Linked DNA regions of Homo sapiens: region 2 is linked to region 1. The links are chromatin loops, found by intact Hi-C in ENCODE. Cell type or tissue: HCT116. All regions are shown on one strand. Each heading gives the region's core, and the rest is flanking DNA. Links, peaks and the distances in the headings are about the cores only. Region 1 overlaps LOC112268076 (translation initiation factor IF-2-like). Region 2 overlaps UNC93B1 (unc-93B1 regulator of TLR signaling).

The links. Hi-C counts contacts between places; a loop is a spot of excess contacts. Peaks named below come from ENCODE experiments on the same cell type or tissue, not always from the same donor. Only the 100,000 strongest peaks of a DNase experiment are listed, where the experiment ranks them.
Region 2: it touches region 1 in a loop (4-fold over the local background); 2 of 110 quality-filtered maps call a loop at or near these places.

What each region holds. Positions count from the first base shown.
Region 1 is chr11:67,855,478-67,865,847 of GRCh38, reverse strand. All of the region lies in intron 3 of LOC112268076 (translation initiation factor IF-2-like), which reads left to right. It also overlaps the pseudogene ENPP7P7. Among named protein-coding and RNA genes, the nearest start is that of LINC02754, 24 kb to the left of the region's middle. RefSeq lists an enhancer at 8,575-9,247. In HCT116, for the core only: CTCF peaks have their summits at 5,850 and 6,109; a DNase peak (open chromatin) is centred at 5,848.
Region 2 is chr11:67,988,090-67,998,015 of GRCh38, reverse strand. It overlaps UNC93B1 (unc-93B1 regulator of TLR signaling), which reads left to right. Exons shown (of 11, transcript NM_030930.4): 7 at 217-341; 8 at 1,232-1,414; 9 at 2,132-2,405; 10 at 4,222-4,340; 11 at 6,159-6,916. The coding sequence ends at 6,470. Among named protein-coding and RNA genes, the nearest start is that of UNC93B1, 11 kb to the left of the region's middle. RefSeq lists enhancers at 1-396, 764-1,058, 397-1,071, 6,179-6,784 and silencers at 764-1,058, 4,002-4,101. In HCT116, for the core only: CTCF peaks have their summits at 2,271 and 4,077 (motif pointing right); a DNase peak (open chromatin) is centred at 1,095; H3K4me3 peaks cover 527 bases; H3K27ac peaks cover 1,846 bases.

The DNA.
Region 1 (10,370 bases), core at 928-8,927:
GTTAGACCTAAAACCATAAAAACCCTAGAAGAAAACCTCAGCAATACCATTCAGGACATAGGCATGGGCAAGGACTTCAAGTCTAAAACACCAAAAGCAATGGCAAGAAAAGCCAAAATTAACAAATGGGATCTAATTAAACTCAAGAGCTTCTGCACAGCAAAAGAAACTACCATCAGAGTGAACAGACAACCTACAGAATGGGAGAAAATTTTTGCAATCTACTCATCTGCCAAAGGGCTAATATCAAGAATCTACAATGAGCTCCAATAAATTTACAAGAAAAAACCAAACAATCCCATCAAAAAGTGGGCAAAGGATATGAACAGACACTTCTAAAAAGAAGACATTTATGCAGCCAAGAGACACGTGAAAAAAATGCTCATCATCCCTGGCCAGAGAAATGCAAGTCAAAACAACAATGAGATACCATCTCACACCAGTTAGAATGGCGATCATTAACAAATCAGGAAAAAACAGGTGCTGGAGAGGATGTGGAGAAATAGGAACATTTTTACACTGTTGGTGGGACTGTAAACTAGTTCAACCATTGTGGAATTCAGTGTGGCAATTCCTCAGGGATCTAGAACTAGAAATACCATTTGACCCAGCCATCCCATTACTGGCTATATACCCAAAGGATTATAAATCATGCTGCTATAAAGACACATGTACACGTATGTTTATAATGGCACTATTCACAATAGCAAAGGCTTGGAACCAAGCCAAATGTCCAACAACGATAGGCTGGATTAAGAAAATGTGGCACATATACACCATGGAATACTATGCAACCATAAAAAATGATGAGTTTACGTCCTTTGTAGGGACATGGATGAAGCTGGAAACCATCATTCTCAGTAAACTATTGCAAGAACAAAAAACCAAACACCGCATGTTCTCACTCATAGGTAGGAATTAAACAATGAGAACACATGGACACAGGAAGGGGAACATCATACACTGGGGTCTGTTGTGGGGTTGGGGGAGGGGGGAGGAATAGCATTAAGAGATATACCTAATGTTAAATGACGAGTTAATGGGTACAGCACACCAACATGGCACATGTATACATATGTAACAAACCTGCACGTTGTGAACATGTACCCTAAAACTTAAAGTATAATAAAAAATAAAAAATAAAATAAAAACCTTGGCTGTTGACTCCAAATATCCTGCTTCATCATCTCTCCACTCCAGAAACTTTTCACATTCTTACAAAGGGTGTTCGTTTCTCCTCTAAGTATTTGCTCGCCAGCCCCACCTGCAAGAAGGTGGAAGTAGGGCCTCTGCCTGGGATGGTAACTCTCAAATGTAAGGCAAGACCTGTCTCTCCACCAATATCCCCAGGACTGAAGGACTGTGAAAGTCTGCATATTGATCAAGCTTCTCCCTCCCTTATCTGAAGGGACTTACTTCCTTCAAGACACTTTTCCTCTTCCCACCTAGCTCCATGCCCCCATCCAGTCATCTTCCAACCCATCTCTCCCCACCTGCATGCCACACAAGAGGGGCGTGACCACAGCACCTGGAAGTTCCTTAAAGTTGAATGGTGTGTCAGGCCGGGTGCGGTGGCTCATGTCAGTAACCCCAGCACTTTGGGAGGCTGAGGCAGGCAGGTCACTTGAGGTCAGGAGTTCGAGACCAGCCTGGCCAAAATGGTGAAACTCCATCTCTACTAAAAATATAAAAATTAGCTGGGTGTGGTTGTGCTTGCCTGTAGTCCCAGCTACTTGGGGGGCTGAGGCAAGGGAATCACTTGAACCTGGGAGGCAGAGGTTACAGTGAGCCAAGATTGCACCATTGCACTCCAGCCTGGGTGATAGGGTAGACTCTGTCTCAAAAAAAAAAAAAAAAAAGAAAGAAATCGAATGGTGTGATTAGCTTATGATTTTTTAAAAATGGAATGATGTATTCATTTTCTAAGCTGCATAACAAATCAACACAAATTTAGCAGCTTAAAACATCCATCTATTACCTCTCCTTTCCTGTGGGTCATGAGTCTGGGGGTGCAGCTTTAGCTGGGTCCTCTGCTCAGGTTCTTACAAGGTTGTGATCAAGGTGCCGGCTGGAATTAGTGTGTCATATGAGGCTTGGGGTCTTCTCCCAACCTCACATGGTTGTTGGCAGAATTTATTTCCATGCAACTGTGAAACTCATGTGGCTGGCTTCTTCAAAACCAGCCAGGCATGGTGGCTCACGCCTGTAATCCCAGCACTTTCGGAGGCCGAGGCAGGGGATCACCTGATGTCAGGAGTTCGAGACCAGCCTGGCCAATATGGTGAAACCCCGTCTCTACATAACTTAGCCGGGCATGATGGCGCACACCTGTAATCCCAGCTACTTGGGAGGCTGAGGCAGTAGAATCACTTGAACCCAGGAGGCAGAGGTTGCAGTAAGCCGAGATCGTGCCACTGCACTCCAGCCTGGGCAACAGAGTGAGACTCCATGTCAAAAACAAACAAACAAACAAAAAACAAAAACCAGGAGGAAGGAGTCTCTCTCTTCCAGACCTTCATTGAAGATCTCACCTGAAGATGTCAGGCCCACCCTGAATAATCTCCCTTTTGATTAACTCAAAGTGAATGGATTAGGGGCTTAGTTACATCTGCAAAATCCCTTCAACTTTTCCATAGATATAGATTAGAAGCAAGCCACGGGTCCTGCCTACACTCCAGGGGAGAGGAGATTACACCTGGCATTTATCCAGGGCAAGAACCTAAGGGGTCATCTCAGAATTCTGTCCTCCAAATAGATCCTCGGTGGAGCTTACATGCCTGGGCGAGCACCAGCCTTTGTTTAAAGGCAACAGAGAATGGTGTCCTGGCTCAGATCTCCAGCAAGCCTCCACAATGATGGTCCAGTATCTGAAGCCATGGCCAAGGCAGCAGGAGCTTTGGGTGCACATGGGGGCTTCCCCCACTTTGAAGTGAGTCATCACATCTGTATTAGACCCTAGCTGTTGCTTAGGCAAAAATGATGATTTAGAAGAAGATGGAGAGAAGAGGAAAGTTAATTTAAAAGTACTTATATTCGGCCGGGTGTCGTGGCTCATGCCTGTAATCCCAGCACTTTGGGAGGCTGAGGCAGGCGGATCATGAGGTCAGGAGATGGAGACCATCCTGGCTAACACGGTGAAATCTTGTCTCTATTAAAAATACAAAAAATTAGCTGGGCGTGGTGGCGGGCGCCTGTAGTCCCAGCTACTCAGGAGGCTGAGGCAGGAGAATGGCGTGAACCCAAGAGGTGGAGCCTGCAGTGAGCTGAGATCTCGCCACTGCACTCCAGCCTGGGTAACAGAGCGAGACTCCATCTCAAAAAAAGAAAAAAAAAAAGAGAAAGTGCTTATATTCATTCCCTAGGGCTGCCACAACCAAGTACCAAAAGCTGGGTGACTTGAAACCAGAGAAATTGATTGTCTTGTGGCTCTGGTAGCCAGCAGTCTGAAACGGAGGTGCCAGCAGGGCCACGCTCCCTCCTGCACTTGTCGGGGAGTCCTGCCTTGCCTCTTCGTAGCTTCCTGTGGTCTCCTGGCAGTCTTCAGTGTTTCTTGGTTTGCATACGCATCAGTCCAATCTTCCGTCCAATCCATGGCCTTCTTCCCTGTGTCTCTGTGACTCGGCGTGTCCTCTCCTCTTTTATAAGGACACCAGTCATTGACTTAGGCCCTCCTTACTCCAGGATGACTTCATCCTAATCAATAGCATCTGCAATAACCCTATTTCTTTCTTTTCTTTCTTTCTGTCTTTCTTTCTTTTTTTTGAGACGGAGTTTCACTCTTGTTGCCCAGGCTGGAGTGCAATAGCGCGATCTCAGCTCAATGCAACCTCCGTCTCCTGAGTTCAAGCAATTCTCCTGCCTCAGCCTCCCGAGTAGCTGGAATTACAGGTATGTGCCACCACACCCAGGTAATTTTGAATTTTTAGTAGAGAAGGGGTTTCTCCATGTTGGTCAGGCTGGTCTCAAACTCCTGACCTCAGGTGATCCGCCCGCCTTGGCCTCCCAAAGTGCTGGGATTGCAGGCATGAGCCACCACGCCTGGCCTGCAATAACTCTATTTCTAAATAAGGTCACATTCTGAGCTGTTAGAATTTAGGATTTCAACATGTTTTGAGGAGAACTCAATTTAACCCATAACAATACTATGTGGGCCACACATGCTGCTTCACATCTGTTATCCCAGCACTTTGGGAGGTTGAAGCAGGAGGATCATTGCTCAGGGCATAGGGGGACACCAGGTGCATAAAACCACAGCGTTGACTGGTGTGGGGGCTCACACCTGTATGTTTGGGAAGCTAAGGCAGGGCGATCACTTGAGCCCAGGAGTTTGAGGCCAGCCTGGGTGACATAGTGAGATCTCACTTCTAAAAAAAAAAAAAAATTTAATTAGCTGGGCATGTTGGTACCCACCTACAGTCCCAGCTACTCAGGAGGCTGAAGCAGGAGGGTCGCTTGAGTCCAGAAGATCAAGGCTGTGGCGAGCTGTGATTGCACCACTGCACTCCAGCCTGGGCAACAGAGCAAGCCCTGTCTCAAAAAAAAAAAAAAAAAAAAAAAAATCATCTCCCTTGTCTTCTGATTCCCTGAGCTGTCATAGAAAGGAAGTGAAGCAGTGAAAGCATCCCCCCAAAAGGGACTTTTCAAAACCAGCCTAAGCAACATAGCAAGACCTTGCCTTTAGAAAGTATTTAAATTTGAAGGAAAAAAAAAAAAAAGCAGTATTATGGCACAGAGTTGACAGCTACAGGTGTGGCTACATCCAGGTCCTAAAACTATATCATCAGAATGACCCCTGACCCTCCCCCCGCTTTCCATTTTACTTTCTTAAGCATGAACATGAAATTTCCAAGACTGTTTCTCCTTTGGCTAATCTGCTTCTCAGACCCAATCACTGTGGCCAGGGTGGTGGAAGGATACTGACATCCAGGCTGGGACCACATGCCCCAGCTCCAGATCAAGGTGGGGAATGGCCAGTCGCACACATGTCGTGGGGAACTAGTGACTCCTCGGTGGAAAATCGGGGACTGTCATTGGAGAGGAGCGATAGAAGAAAGGCTGAAGCAGTGCAATGTATCTCCTGCACCAGCCTGGGCCTCGATGTCTTGAGTACTGATGACCCAGTACTCAGTCTAGGGCAATCCCAACTCCATCTGCGGGGCTGCCCACAGTACATGGACCCCCTCACTGGATTTGCTGACCACACGTGCAAATAGCCACTTCCCAGCCCCACTCCCCGCAGTCCCCCTGAACCCTGTCAAAATTCCCCTCAGTTCTCGCCAAGATTAAAAGCAACTCTGAGGGTGAGCGGCTCATTCTGCTAGTTTAAATCTCTCGGTTCCTTCCCTCTCCAGAACTCTGTACTTACTGCTCCGTCACTGGTAATGACAATGAACATCTTCACAATCTCAGGTTTTATTGCAAAGTGATTGAGGACCAGTTAGAATAAGTTATGCTACAGAAACTAAAGAAATTCCGTCAAACAAATGGTATGTAATAGAAAGTCTTAGGGCAGCCGTGTATATTTTCTCCCCCCAGTGAATCAATTGAAAATGAGAAGTTGTTACCGCCATGTTCCAGGCAGAAGCTATCAAAAGTATAAGCCATGATATTATAATTTGATGATTTTTCATCCGTCAAATGGATATGGCCCAGGGGTGAAAAGTGGATGCTCCGTAACTAGATGATGGTCAAGAGTTATAAAAATGAGGTCCTCTCTGTTCAACATTTCTCCTTTCTTGAAAGGGTACTCAATGTCATGCTCAGGGCCTCTAATGGCCAGAAATAAAGTTCCTCCCAGTTCCAGAGCACCTCAGGGCAACCCCAAAACCAGAGCAACTGCTTATTGCCATGTAGACTATGTACTGTGCAATTTCTGGGGTGGCATTTTCATAAATATGTGGGTGGCGCCCCCTGGAGGTATGCAATGCACAACTTGCACAAATGGTAAGTCATCGTATCCCAAGGTCCACAAAGAAGAGGTAAACAAAATTCCCATCGATGTTGCCATCAGTCATGAGTCTGCCTTTTCTTCATGGGACAGTAGCAAAAACAATTTGGCCAAGTGTGCTTGGATGATCTCTAAGATGGAATCAGGGTCTCTCACTTTCAGCACTATTGACCTTTGGGGCTGGATCATTATTTTGTCTTAGTGGGAGTTGTCCGCGGAATTGTAGGATGTTTAGCAGCATCACTGGCCTCTACCCATTAGCTGCCAGTAGCACCACCTCCTCCAGCTGCAACAACCAAAATTGTCTCCAGACATGGCCACATGTTCTCTGGGGGGCAAAATCACCCCCTGGTTGAGAAACCCTGAAGTAAAGACATAATACGCAGATCACATGTAAGTAAGAGAGCCTAAGGGCCACACAGGTGATGCTGTACCCATGACAAAGACAGAGTCTTAAAGAGGTTAGAGAGGTGGAGAAAGAGAAAAGAAATGAAGTCCCAGCTGCTGAGAGCAACAGATGCTGACTAGATGTTGTTGATAGTCATCTTTAAACTGAGTTAAAAGATGCTGAGGAGCCATCAGCTCCCATCCTGCTCTCCAGGGTCAACACTGCTGAAAAAGGCCTGGAGAGCAACAAAACCCCAAACACAGGTGCACTGAGCAAAGAAACCAGAGATTGAGACAAAAAAGACATTCCCTCAAAGACTACTCATTTTCAAGAGGGGAGAAAAAGTGGAGTCATGAAAAACAGTTGAGGCTGGGTAGAGTGACTCGCACCTGTAATCCCAGCACTTTGGGATTACTCCCAGGCTGAGATGGGAAAATTGCTTGAACTCAGGAGTTCAAGACCAGCCTGGGCAAAACAGCAAGACCTTGCCTCTAGAAAAAGGGAAAAAATTAGCCAGGTGTGGTGATACATGCCTGTGGTCTCAGCTACTCGGGAGGCTGAGGTGGGAGGATCGCTTGAACCCAGGAGGTAGAGGCTGCAGTGAGCAGGGATCGCACCACTGCACTCCAGCCTGGGCTACAGATCCTGTCTCAAAAAAGAAAAAAATTAAACAAAATTAAGGCCGGGCAAGATGGCTCATTCCTGTAATCCCAGCACTTTGGGAGGCCAAGGTGGGCAGATCACGAGGTGAGGAGATGGAGACCATCCTGGCTAACACGGTGAAACCCCATCTCTACTAAAAATACAAACAATTAGCCGGACATGGTGCTGGGTGCCTATAGTCCCAGCTACTCTGGAGGCTGAGGCAGAAGAATGGAGTGACCTCGGGAGGTGGAGCTTGCAGTGAGCCAAGATCACACCACTACCCTCCAGCCTGGGCAAAAGGGCAAGACCCCATCTCAAAAAAAATAGAAAATTAAAATTTTTTTTGAGACCAAGTCTCACTCTGTCACCCAGGCTGGAGTGAAATGGTGCGATCTTGGCTCACTGCAACCTCCGCCTCCTGGGTTCAAGTGATTCTCATGTCTCAACCTTGTGCCTCAACATGACTACAGGCATGTTGTCACCATGCCTAATTTTTGCATTTTTAGTAGAGATGGGGTTTCACCATGTTGTCCAGGATGGTCTTGAACTCCTAGGTTCAAGCAGTCTACCCACCTCAGCCTCCCAAAATGCTGAGATTACAGGCATGAGCCACCGTGCCCAACCTCTAACGTTTCATTATGGAAATTTCCCATATACACAAAAAGCAGGGAGAGAATTATACCATGAACCCCCATGCATCCATCATCCCACTGGAAGAACTTGTCAACATTTCTCCAATCTCATTCCAGTTCCCACTTTTCTTTTCCTTCTTGCTATTTTAGGACATTTTAAAGCAAATTCCAGACATTTCATTTCACCCATATCCATAACACACCAGGGTGCATTCTTGATGTAAGGATTTTGTTTTGTTTTATAACACCCATGACATTGCCACAGTTAATAGATTTAACATGAAGAAACTAAGATTCTTGCAGGTGGAGAAAAGATCTAATTACCACCTTAAAGCCTCTCCTACTAGCGCTTCTCAGATCTGGACGTGTATGCAAATCACCTGGGCATCTTGTTAAAATGCAGATTCTGGCCCAGGAGGTCCTTCCGGGTGAGCCCTGAGAGTCTTCAATTCCAAAAGCTCCCTGGTAATGCAATGCTAAGGGTCCACGAATCACACAAGAGGAAGGGTCGGCCAAACACGCACAACAACTGGGTGCAAAGTCCTGACTGTTCCTGACTGCAGGGTCTTCAGTGAACGGGGAAGCTGGGGACCATTTGGGAAAGAAGGGAGGTTTTTCGTATCAGCTCCAGGCCTTGTAGAACTGCCAGGGAATAACAGACACAAGGTCAGCAAAGTCTAACCAACAGCATGAGTGCATTCATATTCCACAACCACTGCAGCAAAGAACCATGAAATGGGTGGCTTCAAACAATGTCTGGGCTGGGTGCTGTGGCTCACACCTAAATAATCTCAGCACTTTGGGAGGCCGAGGTGGGTGGATGACTTGAGGTCAGGAATTCGAGACCAGCCTGGCCAATATGGCAAAACCTCGTCTCTACTAAAAATGCAAAAATTAGCCATGCATGGTGGCAGGCACCTGTAGTCCCCACTTCTTGGGAGGCTGAAGCAAGAGAATGGCTTGAGCCCAGGAGGTGGAGGTTGCAGTGAACCGAGATCATGCCACTGCACTCCAGACTGGGCAACAAAGCAAGCCTCTGTCTAAAAAAAAAAAAAAAAAAAAAAATTGTCTGGAGGCCAGAAGTCCAAAATCAATCAAAGGTTAGCAGGAGCATGCTCCTTTCAGAGGTTCTAGGGGAGAATCCATTCCTTGCATCTTCCAGCTTATAGAGGCTACTAGAATTCCTCAACTTGTGGCTGCATGATCCAATCTCTGCCTCTGTGATCACCTTGCCTCCTCCTCTTCTGTCTGGGTCTCCTCCTGTGGAGGAAGAGTGTCAGGCCTCTGAGCCCAAGCTAAGCCATCATATCCCCTGTGACCTTCATGTACACATCCAGATGGCCGGTTCCTGCCTTAACTGATGACATTATCTTGTGAAATTCCTTCTCCTTGCTCATCCTGGCTCAAAAGCTCCCCTACTGAGCACCTTGTGACCCCCACTCCTGCCTGCCAGAGAACAACCCCCCTTTTTCCTTTACCTACCCAAATCCTATAAAATGGCCCCACCCCATCTCCCTTCACTGACTCTCTTTTTGGACTCAGCCCACCTGAACCCAGGTGAAATAAACAGCTTTATTGCTCACACAAAGCCTGTTTGGTGGTCTCTTCACATGGATGCATGTGAAATTTGGTGCTGTGACTCGGATTGGGGGACCTCCCTTGGGAGATCAATCCCCTGTCCTCCTGCTCTTTGCTCTGTGAGAAAGATCCACCTACGACCTCAGGTCCTCAGACTGACCAGCCCAAGAAACATCTCACCAATTTCAAATCTGGGAAGCAGCTTCTTTTTACTCTCTTCTCCAACTTCCCTCACTATCCTTCAACCTCTTTCTCCTTTCAATCTTGGCACCACACTTCAATTTCTCCCTTCTCTTAATTTCAATTCCTTTCATTTTCCGGTAGAGACCAAGGAGACACGTTTTATCTGTGGACCCAAAACTCCGGTGCCGGTCGCGGACTAGGGAAGGCAGCCTTCCCTTGGTGTTTAATCATTGCAGGGACGCCTCTCTGATTATTCACCCAGGTTTCAGAGGTGTCATACCACGCAGGGACACCTGCCTTGGTCCTTCACCCTTAGCAGCAAGTCCTGCTTTTCTGGGGGAGGCACAGGAAACCCACCCTCTTATCTCTGCACCCCGATCCCTTATTTCCATGCCCCGCCCTCTTATCTCTGTGCCCTGATCCCTTATTTCCACAACCTGACCTCCTATCTCTGCACCCCAACCCTTTATTTCTGTGCCCCAACCCATTTCCTGCTTTTCTGGAAGGCAAGACCACCCCACCCCTTCTCTTTGTGTCTCTACTCTCTCTTTTCTCTAGGCTTGCCTCCTTCACTATGGGCAAGCTTCCACTCTCCATTCCCCTTTCTTCTCCATTAGCCTGTGTTCTTCAAAACCTAAAACCTCTTCAACTCACACCTGACCTAAAACCTAAATGCCTTATTTTCTTCTACAATGCCGCTTGACCCCAATACAAACTCAACAGTGGTTCCAAATAGCCAGAAAATGGCACTTTCAATTTTTCCATCCTACAAGATCTAGATAATTCTTGTCATAAATGGGCAAATGGTCTGAGGCGCCTCACGTCCAGGCATTCTTTTACACATCGGTCCCTCCCTAGTCTCTGTTCCCAAAGCAACTCATCCCAAATCTTCTTTCTTTCCCTCCCACCTCTCCCCTCAGTCCCAACCCCAAGTGTCTCTGAGTCTTTCTAATCTTCCTTTTCTACAGACCCATCTGACCTCTCCCCTTCTTGCCAG
Region 2 (9,926 bases), core at 1-8,000, 130 kb before region 1:
AAGATGCCCCTTTCCCGGGGAACACCCAGCCCCAGTGGTCCAAACCCAGCCCCAGTGGTCCAAACCTCCAAACTGCTCTCTGAAGGAACTCTGCCCTTGCTCTCACTCTCCCGCCCTCCACCGCTCCTCCGCGGCCTGCGTGGCTCCACCCTGGTGGCTGGATTGACTGTGTGCCCTACTCTCTGCTCACGGTGCCCTCACCCCCACCCTTCCCAGGCACCAACAGCCACGGGATCCTCAGCGGCTTCAACAAGACGGTTCTGCGGACGCTCCCGCGGAGCGGAAACCTCATTGTGGTGGAGAGCGTGCTCATGGCAGTGGCCTTCCTGGCCATGCTGCTGGTGCGGCCCGGGATGGGGGCAGGACAGTCAGTGAAGCAGAGTGTGGTTCTGGGGACCGAGTCTGCGAGAAAGGGTCTGGATCGGATGGCATGGCCTGGGTCGGGTTGTGGCCTCGGGGCAGGCCGTAGGCCTGGGAGCGCGATCTGAGTTGGGGAGCTAGGGCCGAGTGCTGCAGAGCGGGCATGAGGCTCGGAGGCGGGGCTGAGGCCTGTGGTCCGAGGCAGGCGTGGGCATCCAGAGGCCAGGGGAAGGAGGGAACAGGCTTGGTCCACAGTTTCGAGCTGGAGACAAGATCTTAGAAGACTGACTGAGACCTGTGAGGGGGTTGGGGACAGGACCAAGGGTGAGGGCTGGAAGGTGTGGCTCAAACTGGAAGTGATACTGGACGGCAGAACTAAGGCGTTGGCATGCTGCAGCCTGGCGATGGAGCTGGGAGGCAAGGCCCAGTCCGTGGCTGTGTCAGGCGGGGCCTAGTGCTGGGACGCGGGGCCGAAGTCTGTGGGTGTGTCCGAGGGGCGGGGACTAGCCTGGAAGGCGGGGCTGAGGTCTGGCGCGGGGCTGAGAAGGAAGGTTGAAGTCTATGGATTTGTCTGAATGTGAGTTGTGAAGTGTGTGTATGTGAGAGAGAGGGGATGGGGCCTTGGGCTGGGAGGCAAGACCACCGTCTTTCGGAGTGTGGTGGCGTGGCTTTGTGCTGAGAGGCGGGGCCTTGAGCTGGGATAAGGCAAGACCTGGGTCTGTGGGAGTGTCTCAGGGGCGGGGCCCTGGTTTGGGAGGCGGGGCCGAGCTGGGGCAAGGCCCAGGCACGTGGTGCATCTGAAGGGCGGGGCTGAAGCCTGGAGGCCAGGCCTGGGCCTGGCTGGCCGCCCCTTCAAGTAATGGGTTCGCAGGTGCTGGGTTTGTGCGGAGCCGCTTACCGGCCCACGGAGGAGATCGATCTGCGCAGCGTGGGCTGGGGCAACATCTTCCAGCTGCCCTTCAAGCACGTGCGTGACTACCGCCTGCGCCACCTCGTGCCTTTCTTTATCTACAGCGGCTTCGAGGTGCTCTTTGCCTGCACTGGTATCGCCTTGGTAAGTACAGCCTGCAAAGGATTGCCCGACAAAAGACAAGATAGCCAGGTAAATTTGAATTCAAGTAAACAAAGAATAATTTTTAATTACATATGTAAGTGTGTACATGTATATCCCAAATATCCCCCTCCTGCTTTCTCTTCCCTCTCTTACCCCCGTCCCCCCTTTACCTTGGGCAAGTTATTTTAACTTCTCTGAATCGAAATGGGATAGCACCCACAGAGTGTTTAGTTCCTTGTGGGGTACAGCCCACGGTGTCTAGGGACATTCCAAGCATTTTCACACCTGCCCTCAGAACCTTCCCCTGAGCCTTGGAGCGAGGTCAGGCAGTCCAGGGAGGGCAGGGTGTGGCCTAAGGAACACCTCTTGTGGGGAGTAAGAGCCAGCCCTTCTCCCCACCTGGCTCTTACTCCCCGTATCGCGGGGGGCCCCTCTCCCCACCCTGGCTCTTAGGACCCCCATCGCAGGGGGGTAAGGCACCCCCCCGCGATGCGGGGAGTAAGAGCCAACCCCTCTTTTCCCCCCGACTCTTAGGACCCCCATCGCAGGGGGGTGAGGCACCCCCCACGATGCGGGGAGTAAGAGCCAGACCCTCTTCCCCCCTGGCTCTTAGGACCCCCATCGCAGGGGGGTGAGGCACCCCCGCGATGCGGGGAGGGCTGAGACTGTGGTCTGGGCTGTTCCAGACTTCAACACTCACCCCTTGTCCCCCCGCAGGGCTATGGCGTGTGCTCGGTGGGGCTGGAGCGGCTGGCTTACCTCCTCGTGGCTTACAGCCTGGGCGCCTCAGCCGCCTCACTCCTGGGCCTGCTGGGCCTGTGGCTGCCACGCCCGGTGCCCCTGGTGGCCGGAGCAGGGGTGCACCTGCTGCTCACCTTCATCCTCTTTTTCTGGGCCCCTGTGCCTCGGGTCCTGCAACACAGCTGGATCCTCTATGTGGCAGCTGCCCTTTGGGGTGTGGGCAGTGCCCTGAACAAGACTGGACTCAGCAGTGAGTATAGCTGTGGGCACTGGGGGGGGGGGGGCGGGGCAGGGGGCTTTATGGCTATCTGTGGGTGGTTGGCGAGACATAGACATCCCAGGGACAGATATGGGGTCCCATGGTCACATAGGGTCCTGTGGACATGGCAGAGGCAGGTGGGGCTTCCTGTGGACACTCCGGGGGTGGAAGGGAAGTCTTATGGACACACTGGGGACAGATGGGTAGGGTGTGGACACCCTGGAGACAGGTATGGGGGTTCCATGCCATGGACATTCTGTTAATACCCCAGAGCGGGCACAGGGCCCCATCAACACTGGAGGGTCAGTGTGAAGTCTCGTGGCTACATGGGGCAGGTGTGGGGCTCTGTGGACACCCCTTAGGGACAGTGTGAAAAACACATCAGGGATTCTCCCTTTTCATACCAGGGGACAGGGCTTACCCTGGCATAGTTTTCATGACACTTGGAGCAGATGTTTTGGTCTCTGCTTCACGGAGCATGTGGTAGGAGCAAGTGGCCTGTTGTACACCCATGGCATAGATACAGACATGGGCCTTTGTATAGAGAGGAGCAGGCCTGCAGCCCCAACCCAGTCTGCTCAGTACCAGAGTCCAGGCCCCAGGTCTGGGCTGCTGGGGAACAGGGCCCTGTTTGCAGAAGGCAGCGGGTGGGCCCATGTTCAGCTCCAGGATGCTCCCTGACCACAGATGGGCACACGCAGTGAAACACAGCTAGCACACATGGGCAGTCCTGCCGGGCATCCATGTCAGTGTCTGTTCTGATGGGCCGAAGCTGTGAACAGTTTTGAACGTCATCCTTGGGGGTGTGGAGTAGCCGAGGTCATGCCTGCTGCTGGCAGGGCGGAGGCTGGCTCTGTGTCTCTGTCTGTAGCAGGGGCTGGAGCCTCATACTGCACCACAGTCTCTTGGCCGTTTTGCCCAAGGATAGCCAATTCTGGGCAGAGTCCAGCCTGGGTATCTTGAACCCATGTTGTGCCCTGTCTGGTCCTGGCATCCCCTCTGCCCAGCTCCATATCCCATCTCCTCCGGTGAACCCCGGGGGGTCCTTGTCTCTTCATAGCAGCACTGTGGGGGTAAAGTCACCCTGCAGGGCCCCAAAACAGGAGTGTTCATATCCTGAGTGCCTGGTGAAGGTGTTAATAGTGGCCCCTATGATTTGGCAGGTGCCATGCCCACTTTCTCACTTTAGAACTTCAGAACACAGCACACAATAGGCATAAGCTCATCTCACCATTGGGAAAAGCAGCTCTGGGGAGTTAAGTACCCAAATCACCCACAGAGCCAACATTACAGCCCTGAGAACGAGCGTGCATCTTCTGACTCCCAATCCATTACTCTTGTTGCCCACCCTGGGAGGACTCACTGGAAAGGAATCCCCCCTCTCCATGCTTAGCTTCAGGTTTGATTTGCAGAGTTGGCAGCTGCAAACAGTTCGATCTCTCTAGTCCTGGCTGAGGAGGAGAAACAGCGCCTGCAAGCTTGGCACTGCACACCTGGGTTGGGGACAGGACATGACTAAGCACAGAGCTTTCTTCTTTTGAGGCCACGCATGTGGTGCGGAGCGGGAACACCTGCATCCACACAGCCCGAGGCACCTGCTCCTACTTCTGCTTAGCGTGTGAGCAGTGTGGTGACCAGGGTCTCCACCAGGGGGCAGGCCAGGACCGCCTCACAGCACTTTCTAGGCGCTCTCTGGTCCGGGGCTGGGACCCATACAGGGCTTAGTAAAGTTCGTAGATGGTAGCTCGGTAGCCCCAGGCCCCAGGTGACACCTCTCCCCTGCCTGCCCTGTACTGCCTGCCTGCAGCACTCCTGGGAATCTTGTACGAAGACAAGGAGAGACAGGACTTCATCTTCACCATCTACCACTGGTGGCAGGCTGTGGCCATCTTCACCGTGTACCTGGGCTCGAGCCTGCACATGAAGGTGAGACTGGGCAGGGTTGGGGGCCCCATGCCCAATGACAGGTACTTCCTTAGCCCCTGCCCTGGCTTCACAGCTTCCTAAATGCCACCCCTTCCCAAGCCAGTCTCTGGGCCAAGGCCCCATTCCTGCAGCCCACTGGGTGGCCCCCAACTCAGCACCCCACTTACTGGCCCACCTCCAGCCAGTCTCAGTTTGCCCATCTCTGAGGGGATTTGTGGGTGCATCACAGCCATCCTGTGGGCTGTTTGGTACCTTGTTCTCCAGATGTTGGGTCTGTCTCTCTTCATGGCCTGAAGGGGAGCAGGCTCCTCATGCTCTGCTCACAAAAAATGGTGGCTCGGTCTAGCAAGTCCCAGTTGCTAAACATTTTTTAAAAATAGAACTAAAGGCCGGGCGCGGTGGCTCACGCCTGTAATCCCAGCACTTTGGGAGGCCGAGGCGAGTGGATTGCCTGAGGTAGGGAGTTTGAGACCAGCCTGACCGACATGGTGAAACCTCGTCTCTACTAAAAATACAAAAATTAGCCGGGCGTGGTGGCAGGTGCCTGTAATCACAGCTACTCAGGAGGCTGAGGCAGGAGAATCACTTGAACTGGGAGGCGGAGGTTGCAGTTAGCCGAGACGGGGCGTTGGCACTCCATCCAGCCTAAGCAACAAGAGCGAAACTCCGTCTCAAAATAAAAATAAAAATAGAACTAAAAATAGCAGGGAGTGGGCTGGCAGTAGTGGCTCACGCCTGTAATCCCAGCATTTTGAGACGCTGAGGTGGGGGTTCTGAGATCTGGAGTTCGAGACCAGCCTGGGTAACAGGCTGTGAAACTCTGTCTCTACTAAAAACACAAAAATTAGCTGGGCATGGTGGCACGTCCCTGTGATCCCAGCTACTCTGGAGGCTGAGGCACAAGAATGGCTTGAACCTGGGAGATGGAGGTTGCAGTGAGCCAAGATCGCGCCACCGCACTTCAGCCTGGAGGACAGAGCGAGACTCTGTCTTCCAAAAAAAAAAAAAAGGAAAAAAAAAAAAGAAAAGCAGTGAGTGGGCTGGGCATGGTGGCTCACGCCTGTAATCCCAACACTTTGGGAGGCTGAGGCAGGAGGATTGCTTGAGGCCAGGAGTTCAAGACCAGCCTGGGCAACATAGGAGACCCTGTCTCTACAAAAAATTTAAAAAATAGCTGGGCGTAGTGGCGTGTGCCTGTAGTTCCAGCTACTTGGGAGACTGAAGTGGGAGGATGGCTTGAGCCTGGAAGATTGAGGCTGAAGTGAGCGTGCCACTGCGCTCCAGCAGTGGGTGGGGGAAGGGAGGGAGGGGGCGCGGTGGGGAAACGGAGCGACCGTGTCTGGAAAAAAGAAAAGAGCAGGAAGTATGCATACAGATATGTGTGTATGTACTGGGCTATGGTGTGAAATCATTCCTGACTGCGGGTTATAGTCAAAACCCCATGAAAAGCATCACTACAGCCCACGGGTGTGTCAGGGACACAGTGTTGTGAGCCCTGGGAAGGCAGGGCCTGTGGCCAGCACTTTATCAACACTGGCGCATGCACCCTATGAGGCAAAGGGATTTGCATTGTCCCCTTACAGTGTGGGACACTGAGGTCGCCAGGGGCGTGGCGACTGTAAGGGACAGTGCTGGATGTGAGCCTCGCCTGCAGGAGGCGGTCCAGGAAGCATGGGTGGAGGGGCTGGAGAAGTTGAGGGCCGCGTGGCCCGGGAGGCTCCCGGAGGAGGGAAGGGCCTATCTCAGCGAGGGGCATAGGCGGGGAAGGTGCGGGGCGAGGCGGCCGCGGGTCCCTGGCATCCCTCTCCTTACGCCCAGGCTAAGCTGGCGGTGCTGCTGGTGACGCTGGTGGCGGCCGCGGTCTCCTACCTGCGGATGGAGCAGAAGCTGCGCCGGGGCGTGGCCCCGCGCCAGCCCCGCATCCCGCGGCCCCAGCACAAGGTGCGCGGTTACCGCTACTTGGAGGAGGACAACTCGGACGAGAGCGACGCGGAGGGCGAGCATGGGGACGGCGCGGAGGAGGAGGCGCCGCCCGCAGGGCCCAGGCCTGGCCCCGAGCCCGCTGGACTCGGCCGCCGGCCCTGCCCGTACGAACAGGCGCAGGGGGGAGACGGGCCGGAGGAGCAGTGAGGGGCCGCCTGGTCCCCGGACTCAGCCTCCCTCCTCGCCGGCCTCAGTTTACCACGTCTGAGGTCGGGGGGACCCCCTCCGAGTCCCGCGCTGTCTTCAAAGGCCCCTGTCTCCCCTCCCCCACGTTGGGGACGCCCCTCCCAGAGCCCAGGTCACCTCCGGGCTTCCGCAGCCCCCTCCAAGGCGGAGTGGAGCCTTGGGAACCCCTCGGCCAAGCACAGGGGTTCGAAAATACAGCTGAAACCCCGCGGGCCCTTAGCACGCGCCCCAGCGCCGGAGCACGGTCAGGGTCTTCTTGCGACCCGGCCCGCTCCAGATCCCCACAGCTCTCGGCCGCGGACCCGGGCCGCGTGTGAGCGCACTTTGCACCTCCTATCCCCAGGGTCCGCCGAGAGCCACGATTTTTTACAGAAAATGAGCAATAAAGAGATTTTGTACTGTCCTGACTGGGGAGTCCCAGGCCGCGGGGGACGGATGCACGGATGCCCTGGGATGCACGCACGGCTGGCCCGGCCTCTGGGCGCAGTGGTGACAGGCCCTGACCTAGGGGGACCGCGTGGTGTGGGGAGTGCCGCGCCCTACTGGGGGCGGGGCGAGGTGTCCGTAGGCCCCGCCCACCAGCCCTTCCTCCCTCCTGAGGCCCCGCCCCCCCATACCTGCCTGCCTTTGCCAGCCCCAGCCAGGAGAAGGGAGCGGCGGAGCGGCTGGCAGAGACAGAGGAGGGTGTGACGGCGTTGCTGGTCCCCCATGGGTCCAGAGGGCGAGACAGACTCCCGAGACACACCCTCCAGAGGCCTGTGTAGGCATCCTCCGCCCTCCAGCGACCACCCCCGCGTCGGACAGGGTCCACTTCCGAGCCACGGTGGGGTCACCCTGTGCCCAGTAGGGGCCTTGGAAGTGGTGGTTGGAGGCCAGGTACGCTCGGTGACTACCCTTTCCCGGCTACAGCCTCAGCTGCGATGCCCACGAGAAACAGGCTGGTGGAGGGGCAGACCCCCTACAAGGCCTGAAGGTGCCGTTCCTCCACCCGCTCCTCTTGTGGCCAGAGGAGAGGACACCCCCGCCATGAAGAGCTCTGAACGGTTGGGTGAGGACAAGTGGGGGCCGTGGGAGGGCCATGGAGCCCCCAGCTGCACCCCAGCAGGCCCGGGGCTGGCCCACACCATTCCTCACTCCCCACAGCCTCTTTACCCCTGACTTTGGCGAGACCCTCGTCCGTACCTCCAGGCTCCATGCCTGCCTCAGCATCGCTCTATGGATTCTCCCAGCCCTAAACTGGCCCCATCTCTCCTCTCTGCCCTCATGTGAGTTTGGTTCTTGAAGCCTCTAGTGGTCCCTGGGGCCAGACTCTGTGGCCTTGGACAGGGAGTCTGCCATCTGAGCCACAGGTTCCTTCTCTGTTGAGTGTGTGAGGGAACATGTTGGAGCCCTTAGTGTGGCGGCAGCAAGCGCACCAGGCCCTGTAAGAAACACAAAAGGGTGCGGCGGGAGACTTGACATTTTCTAAATCTGGGAGGGAACGCTGCCTGCCTCACGCCGACCTTCAGTGACAAGCAGACTCAGAAGCGGTCCCGAGGTGCCACCATAACCTGGGTGAAGGCCAGCACTGTGTGCTTCCAGTTCCCCCTCGGCATCTGTAGACTGAGTGTTCTCTGGAGGTGGCTGGCGACATCCTCTAGGCAGGCTCCAGCAAAACCAGTCGGAGTTGGGCAACCTGACGCTCAGATGATTCACCTCTGAATGGAGGGCAAGGTGATATTTGGAAGGGTGTGGGCCCCTGGGATGCTGGGCAAACGGGGAGCAGGTGCCTGGATAGTGGGCCTACAGCTCTTCCCAGTTCCGAGTCAATTCCAATGTCCATGGTGCCAAGGAACAGAGGCTGTGATGTTGAGCAGACTTGAAGGTGATCCAGGCACATGGAGTGGCCACTCAGGGGCTTGGCTCCTGGCTGTGCTCTTCCTATCTGGGCATTTCCCATGAGAAGGCTTCACAGGCCACCTGGCTGCTCCTGGCACACGGAGAATGCCCAGATGCTGACATGTGCCAGACAACACATATTTACACCTGATAGGCCACACACATGCAACATGCAAACACACGTGACGGGTAACACCTGTGACAGACACTACATGACAACACACATGCACACATGATGGGAAACACATATCACAGGCTGTGCGACGGGCAACACAGCGCAGGCAGTGCGACGGGCCCTGGCAGCAAGCTCAGCAGGCTGGCTCTTTTCGAGCAGGAGAAGAGCTCATTGTAAGAGATGACACTGGCGTAGGTGGCACCTCCCCTGTCTCCATCACCCCCGGATAAGGTGACTGGGTGGAGGTTCTGGACCCCTGAGTGGATAAGCAGGTTGTGTCATGGCCTCCGTGTCTGATTGCCACCCTCGCTCCCAAAGCAACTCTGTGATTTTGTCGATCTGCACTGTGGGGATTTTTCTTTTTCTTTCTCTTTTCTTTTCTTTTCTTTTTTTTTTTTTTTTTGCAACGGAGTTTCACTCTTGTTGCCCAGGCTGGAGTGCAATGGCATGATCTCAGCTCACTGCAACCTCCATCTCCTGGGTTCCAGCGATTCTCCTACCTCAGCTTCCCGAGTAGCGGGGATTACAGGCGCCCACCACCAAGCCAGGCAATTTTTTTTTTGTATTTTTAGTAGAGACGAAGTTTCACCATGTTGGCCAACCTGGTCTCAAACTCCTGACCTCAGGTGATCCACCTGCCTCGGCATCCCAAAGTGCTGGGATTATAGACGTGAGCCATCACGCCCAGCTGGGATTTTTCAATTATGTGATTCCAAGAATCTCCAGTCCAAGATTTTCCCTATCTTTAAGTTCTCAGTAGCAGGTTAGATAACCTGAGAAGTCTCCCTCTTCAAAACACCTAGAAATGCTGGGTAAGAAACAAATGTCCTTTTAACTATAGAGCTGAGGCCGGGCGTGGTGGCTCACGCCTGTAATTCCAGCACTTTGGGAGGCTGAGGCAGGCGGATCACCTGAGGCCAGGAGTTCAAGACCAGCCTGGCCAATGGTGAAACCCCATCTCTACTAAAAATACAAAAATCAGCCAGGAGTGGTGGCAGGCGCTTGTAATCTCAGCTACTTAGGAGGCTGAAGCAGGAGAATCGCTTAAACCCGGAAGGCAGAAGTTGCAGTGAGCCAAGATCACGCCATTACACTCTAGCCTGGGCAAAAGAGTGAAACTCCATCTCAAAAAATATATAAATAAAATAAAATAAATATATAGCTGAGTTCTTCAGAAAATAAGTTAAGTCCCCTAAGGCCAGAAGTGAAGAGGAGAGTGAGAACCAAGGTGGGGACAGAGGAGCTGGTGCTGCAACTGCCTGAGGGCAGGGCTGGGTTGAGCGTTGGTATCCCTTACAAGGCAGGGGGTTAGGGTTACAGTCAAGCATGATGAAGTTGGGGCCACAGAAATGCAACACCTTTAG